Regions from separate parts of the Homo sapiens genome. Here region 2 is linked to region 1. The links are chromatin contacts, found by Hi-C or POLR2A ChIA-PET in ENCODE. All regions are on one chromosome and are shown on one strand. Each heading gives the region's core, a stretch centred on a gene start or an enhancer-like site at or near the end of the contact. The rest is flanking DNA. Distances are from core to core; before and after follow the strand shown. Region 1 overlaps FBXW11 (F-box and WD repeat domain containing 11). Region 2 has its middle 32 kb from the start of UBTD2.

Region 1 (3,600 bases), core at 569-3,068:
TAGCCAGGTGTGGTGGTGCATGTCTGTAATCCCAGCTACCTGGGAGGCTAAGGCAGGAGAGTCGCTTGAACCTAGGAGGCAGAGGTTGAAGAGAGCCAAAATGGTGCAGCCTGGGCAACAAGAGTAAAACTCCAACTCAAAAAAAAAAAAAGAAATCTCTGGCCAGGCAGGGTGGCTCACGCCTGTAATCCCAGCAATTTAGGAGGATGAGACAGGAAGATCACTTGAGCCCAGGAGTTTAAGACCAGCCTGGGCAACATAGGGAGACCCCACCTTCACAGAAAATTTAAAAATTAGTCGGGTATGGTGGCACGTGTGGATCGCTTGAACCCTGCCTAGAAAGGTGAGGCTGTAGTGAGCCATGACTGCACCACTGCACTCCAGCCTGGGCAACAGAGCAAGACCATGTCTCAAAAAAAAAAAAAAAAGAAAGAAAGAAAAGAAAAAAGAAAGAGGAAGAGAAAGAAATCTCTGTTCTTTATAAATTACCCAGTCTCAGGTATTTTGTTATAGCAGCACAAAACAAACTAAGACAGATGCTGGGAATGAATATGCCATGAACTGAAGATGACAAAACAGATATGATCCTCGCCCCCATGGAGATTACTTTCTAATAAGAGCTGATTGTCTAGCAGGGGATTACGCAATACATTTGTGTATCAGTCCGTTTCATGCTGCCAATAAAGACATACCTGAGACTGGGCAAGTTACAAAAGAAAGAAGTTTAACTGGACTTACAGTTCCACATGGATGGGGAGGCCTCATAATCATGGCAGAAAGCAAGGAGGAGCAGGTCACATCTTAAGTAGAATGGCAGCAAGCAAAGAGAGAGAAGCTTGTGCAGGGAAACTCCCCTTTTTAAGAAAGATCAGATCTCGTGAGACTTATTCACTATCACGAGAACAGCATGGGAAAGACCTGCTCCCATGATTCAATCACCTCCCACGGGGTCCCTCCCACAACACATGGGAATTCAAGATGAAATATGGGTAGGGATACAGCCAAACCATATCAATTTGTAAACTACAGTTACATTAACAGCTGTAAAAATAAAAAAAGAACTGACTGCTGCTAGAGCATGACAAGGGAACTTAATCTATAAGGGTACCTAGGGGACCCAGGCATGGCTCCTAAGGAGTTGACACTTCAGCTCAACTCTAAAGGACAAGCAGAGGTTAACTAGACAAGGAAGAAAGGGTGACCCCTCCCTAATAATGAGAACAAATTATAATGCTTGTTGTAACCCTCAAGCAGGTTCAGAGGAACAGAGAAAAAGAAAAAAAAATCACTGTGACTCAAGTGCAGAAAGCGAGGGTGAAAAAGAGCAAAAATAGACAAGACTCAGGAGGAAAACAGAGGTGTCAAAGTTGGGGTTACTGACTGATGCAACCAAAATCATCAAAGGAATATCAAAGTAAAAGACAAACTACATTGGCACTTGAAACCTGTCCAGTGGTGCCCTCCACATATATAAGTTTTTTCAAGGTATTTCTATAAACATAATACAGGAAAAAACTGGACGAGAAATAGGGTTCAGTGCATATTAAGAAATAAAAGCCCACCTGAGAAGGGGAAGGAATTCCCAACAGAACCCCACCTCAAAGCAGCAAAGGCTAGTAGTAGGAGTGAGAGTCCTTGAAGCTGTCAGTGAAGCCAACAGCAACTGATCCTAAAGTGTCTCACAGAGAGCATCCAGAGCCAGAGTCTACGCAGAGAAGGGACCCAATTTCCATTTGCCATGGACAGTATGCAGAGTGAGGCAAACACTTCCACAGCTGGCTTTTAACAAAAATGGCCATTTCAATCACAAAAGGGCAGCAGCAGTGCCCCAGTCACGACAAAATCAGAAGTTCCTCACCCTAGTGATTTCCTTCCGCTACACTCCCCCATGCACCTAGAAGCAGCAGAGCAGAACTACAGCTAATTTTAACACTTCTCTTTCTTCACAAAAGAAATACGAATAGCCACAAACATTAGAAAAATACATCCAATGTCACTAGTAACTTAAATCTTTAAATCTTTAATTAAACTGAGATTTTTTGATTTATTAAAACCCTAAAATGGCATAAACATGAAGAAAGCATGTTTCATGCAGAGAATATAGTCTGTCATGTCACATCATGTTCATAAAGGTTAAGAACAGTGGGTAAAACCTTTGGCTATATGAAATACTCATGCTCTTAAAAAAAGTTAGAGACCATCCTGTGCAACATAGGGAGACCCCATTTTGTCTCTACAAAAACCCTATATTTTGTCTCTACAAAACTTCAAAAATTAGCCAGTCATGGTGTTGCATGCCTGTAGTCCCAGCTACTCAGTCAACTGAGGTGGATCACTTGAGCCTGGGAGGTCAAGGTATGAGCCACAATCATGCTACTGCATTCCAGCCTGGGAAACAAAGACCCTCTCTCAAAAAATAAATATATACATACATAATACATACATACATACATACATATGTACATGTATATGTATAGATGAAGGAAGGGAAGAATACATACCATATATTAATAGTAGTTATAATGGAAACTTTGTTCTTTTTCCATCTTACTTTACGTTTTTCATTACATTTTTCCATCTTATTTTACATTATATTTATTTTCATTTTTTCTATAATAAATGTGAATTGCTTCTGTAAAAAAAGGTAAGTTCCTATTCAATAATTTTGCAATTATTTTTTAATATATGTGTAAATAATGGTGGTGGACTAACTGGTTAACAACATGGGGGAAAAACGAACTTTGATCCCTACCGCAACCATAAAAAACAATTATTTTGAGATAGTAAAACCCTAAGACTTGTTTGAAAGCCTTGTTCCCTGGTGCCGTAAAGAAATGGCACTTGAACATAAATTTAATTTTCTCAGCAAGGCCATTTTTCTATTTTCTGCAGAAAGGGTACACTCGCCAGCAGCTTAGCCACGAGAGTACACTGAACAAACGAGACAGGGTCATTTATAACCTGACATGTCCACCCTACTGCCGTGTCCAGTTTCAATTGGCTGGAACAGGACCTCACATTTTGTATTTGTCCCGATTGGCTAGCAACTTAGAACTTTTTAAAAGAGGCAAAGGCAGAGGAGAACAAAGGAAGAAGGAAGTAACTTGTGGAATGCTGAGAAAGGTAAAAACACCTTCAAATAAGGAAGAGGAACAGGCTATGACCTAATGCTTGCTTGGACCAGTATAAGCATGCCAGGGCAAATACTTAAGCTAAATTGTGGGAGCTAAGAACATAAAGTATATTGATTTCTTTATTACAGCTAGCAGATATTTAAGAATGATGGTACAGGTCTTTGAATAAATTTTGCTTTTAAGAGAAGTTACTATTTATTCCTAACTAGATGGGGAGGAAAGTCTTTGAAGACAAACCTCTACTTTACTTTTTACAGACTTCTAGAAATAAATAAAATTACCTTGAAGACCTTAAAATTTATCAAACAGGACATGAAATACAGTAACCATGAAATAAAAAATTGGACTTCATTAGTATTAAGACCTGCTATCCATCAAAAAACATGATTAAGACAGTGGAAAGGCAAGCCACAAAACAGGAGATGTCTGCAATATACGCATCTGACAAAGGACTAATTTCCAGACT
Region 2 (3,600 bases), core at 466-2,965, 340 kb after region 1:
AGTGGCACGATCTTGGCTCACTCCAACCTCTGTTTCTCGGGTCCAAGCAATTCTCCTGCCTCAGCCTCCCGAGTAGCTGGGATTACAGGCACCTGCCACCACACCCAGCTAATTTTTGTATTTTTAGTAGAGACAGGGTTTCACCATGTTGGCCAGGCTGGCCTTAAACTCCTGACCTTAAGTGATCCACCTGCCTTGGCCTCCAAAGTGCTGGGATTACAGGTATGAGCCACCATGCCCTGCCAACCAATTGTTTAGAAGAGCCTTTTCTTCTGCCCATGAATTTTGGAGGAAGTAAACTTGCAGCTGCTTGGAGTCCCTAAAAGGGAAAAAATTGGGGCTGCTCTCCAGTTGGCGAGAGCCTACCCAAGCGGGACACTAACATAGAGGAAAATACAGCTGAGAAAGAGGAAGAATCCAACCCCTGAGAAATAATCTGAGCCAAATTCAGCAATGCTTGAATCTACCCCGTGGAATTTTCAGTTTCGTAAGTCAGTAGTTTTAAATTTTATTTCCTGTAAGTCTCAGTTGAGTTTCTCTCACTTGAGGGTAGGAAAGGTTTTATTTGTCTTTGTCTCCCAAGTACTCAGTGTTAACTCATAAAGAAGCATCCTTGTGTGCCATATTAAAAGACTTAGGGCTGGGCGAGGTGGCTCACTCCTGTAATCCCAGCACTGGAGGCTGAGGCAGGCGAATCACTTGAGGTCAGGAGTTTGAGACCAGGCTGTCCAACATGGTGAAACCTTGTCTCTATTAAACATACAAAAATTAGCTGGGTGTGGTGTCAGGTGCCTGTAATCCCTTTTACTCGGAAGGCTTAGACGAGAGAATCGCTTGAACCCCGGGAGGCAGAGGTTGCGGTGAACCAAGATCGCGCTACTGCACTCCAGCCTGGGGGACAGAGTGAGATGCCATCTCAAAAAAAAAAAAAAAAAAAAAAGGCTTAGGCTTGATCCCCGGCAAGTGAGGAGTAACTGAGGAGCTGTAAGCAGCAAAGCTATATGAAGCGTTTCATGCATTGGAGCTATGGGTGGGTAGACCTTTCAAAAGCAAGCAGTGGCGTGAACCTGGGAAGCGGAGCTTGCAGTGAGCTGAGATCGCGTCACTGCACTCCAGCCTGGGCGACAGAGCGAGACTCCGTCTCAGAAAAAAAAAAAAAAAAAGCCAAGCAGTGGCAGACATGAAATCTTTACCTCATAGCCCCACCCAGCTGAAATTACACACCCTCTGACAACAGGAGGCCAGGGACCAAACTGAGTTGTACACTCCCTGTATAGGTATGTAAGAGATAGGGCTTCTGTTCTCCCCATTCCTCCCTCTCACCATACCTGGACTGCTTTTGGAAGGAAACTTCTAGGGGTCCATGAGGCAGGCCTGCACACATTCCAAGCAGGCAGTAAAGCGCATTTCATTCTGCATGGTGTCATCAGGCATTCGTTAAAGGAATATATGACCTGTGGGTGATTAAAATCTAATGAAAACAGGCATTCTCAGAATGACTTCCAGAATCCAGGCAAGAGAGCACTGTTAAATGTCTGGAAATTATTGTACAGTTAAAGCACCCACACTCCCTTCTCTCCCAGACAACCCTGGGTCAGAATTGATCTTCCCTGTCTTTGTTCTTCTACTGTGCTCATAATCTCTCAAGTGCAACACGGATCGTGATATTGTCAGAGGTGTGTGAACCAGAACAACTCTGTCTTGAATAGGAGCTGAGTAAAGTGAGGCTAAGACCTGCTGGGCTTCATTCCCAGACTGTTAAGGCATCCTGAGTCACAGGATGAGATAGGAGGTCAGCACAAACACAGATCATAAAGACCTTGCTGATAAAACAGGTTGCAGTGAAGAAGCCGGCAAAAACCCACCAAAACCAAGAAGGCCACGAGAGTGATCTCTGGTCATCCTCACTACTACACTCCCATCAGCATCATGACAGTATACAAATGCCATGGCAATGTCAGGGAGTTACCCTATATGGTCTAAAAATGGGAGGCATGAATAATCCACTCCTTGTTTAGCATATCATCAGGGAATAGCCATAAAAATGGGCAAACAGCAGCCCTCAGGGCTGCTCTGTCTATAGAGTAGCCATTCGTTCATTCCTTTACTTTCCTAATAAACTTGCTTTCACTCTACTCTGTGGACTTTCCCTGAATTCTTTCTTGCGTGAGATCCGAGAACCCTCTCTTGGGGACCGAGACCCCTCTCTTGGGGACCGAGACCCCTTTCCGGTAACAGCATGACTGTAAAGTGGAGTTGCTTTGTCTATATTCCCTTCTAGAGGTGAACCTTGAGGTCAGGGACAGTCTTACTCATCTTTATGGTCCCCTGCACACCCCCACAATGCCCTTAATACCCAGTTGTTCAATGGACTTGGTGAAATTTGTAATCTCTAAATAGGCCTTGTGAAACCAAACTACATATGGCCTGAGAAGGATTCTGTACGTCTTTATTTGAGTCTTTGTGGACAAACTGCAACCTAACTTAGTAAGTAGACAAGATTGAAAACCTAACTTAGGAGTATGCGCCTGTAACAATAGCTGAGTCCTGGCCAATCCCAGTGGCCATCCTTCAACCACTCATACACTGCTGAGTGTTCAAACTGTGTTCAAATAAGGCAAACGCCAACCTGTAACCAATCCGGCTGTTTCTGTACCTCACTTCTGATTTCTGTATGTCGCTTCCCTTTTTTTGTCTATAAATTTGTTCTGACCATGAGGCATCCCTGGAGTCTCTCTGAATCTACTGTGATTCTGGGGCTGCCTGATTGGTGAATTGTTTTTTGCTCAATTAAACTCTCTTAAATTTAATTCAGCTCAAGTTTTTCCTTTAACAGCCTGACTTTATTTTGTTATATATATATATTTTGAGGTGGAGTTTTGCTTTAGTTGCCCAGGCTGGAGTGCAATGGCGCCATCTCGGCTCACCGCAACCTCCGCCTCCCGAGTTCACGCGATTCTCCAGCCTCAGCCTCCTGAGCAGCTGGGATTACAGGCATACGCCACCATGCCTGGCTGATTTAGTATTTTTAGTAGAGATGGGGTTTCTCCATGTTGGTCAGGCTGGTCTCAAACTCCCAACCTCAGGTGATCTGCCCACCTCGGCCTCCCAAAGAGTTGGGATTATAGGCACAAGCCACGGTGCCCGGCAACAGCCTGGTTAAAAAAAAAAAAAATTGGGCCGGGCATGGTGGCTCACGCCTGTAATCCCAGCACTTTGGGAGGCTGAGGCGGGAGGACCACGAGGTCAGGAGATGGAGACCATCCTGGATAACACGGTGAAACCCCGTCTCTACTAAAAATACAAAAAAAATAGCCGGGCGTGGTGGCAGGCGCCTGTAGTCCCAGCTACTAGGGAGGCTGAGGGAGGAGAATGGCGTGAACCCGGGAGGCGGAGTTTGCAGTAAGCCGAGATCGCGCCACTGCACTCTAGCCTGGGTGACAGAGTGAGACTCCGTCTCAAAAAAAAAAAAAAAAAAAAAAAAAATTGAAAATAAACATGCTCCCTGAATCCATATGTTTATTAAGACTCTTTTGTGGCCAGTGACAGAAACTTAACCCAGTCACTTAAGAAAATCGCTGGTTCATTGATTCACCTTCA

The links. A loop is a pair of places that touch in the nucleus more often than their neighbours do. ChIA-PET counts read pairs that join two places held with the same protein, here RNA polymerase II (POLR2A). Pooled maps may share reads with other maps.
Region 2: a loop to region 1 is called in a pooled map, with 4 times the contacts of the local background. The contact joins two enhancer-like sites. A Hi-C loop is called at or near these places in 2 of 50 pooled maps. POLR2A ChIA-PET finds 5 or more read pairs at or near these places in 2 of 52 experiments (A673 and GM12878).

What each region holds. Positions count from the first base shown.
Region 1 is chr5:171,976,898-171,980,497 of GRCh38, forward strand. All of the region lies in intron 1 of FBXW11 (F-box and WD repeat domain containing 11), which reads right to left. Among named protein-coding and RNA genes, the nearest start is that of FBXW11, 28 kb to the right of the region's middle. RefSeq lists an enhancer at 3,507-3,600. Within about 2 kb of position 1,819, at least 3 of the 41 ENCODE cell types and tissues checked have a DNase peak (open chromatin) inside an H3K27ac peak, as active enhancers do; they include GM12878, where a contact is called at or near this core.
Region 2 is chr5:172,313,701-172,317,300 of GRCh38, forward strand. No RefSeq gene overlaps it. Among named protein-coding and RNA genes, the nearest start is that of UBTD2, 32 kb to the left of the region's middle. RefSeq lists enhancers at 2,020-2,109, 2,140-2,229. Within about 2 kb of position 1,716, at least 4 of the 41 ENCODE cell types and tissues checked have a DNase peak (open chromatin) inside an H3K27ac peak, as active enhancers do; they include GM12878, where a contact is called at or near this core.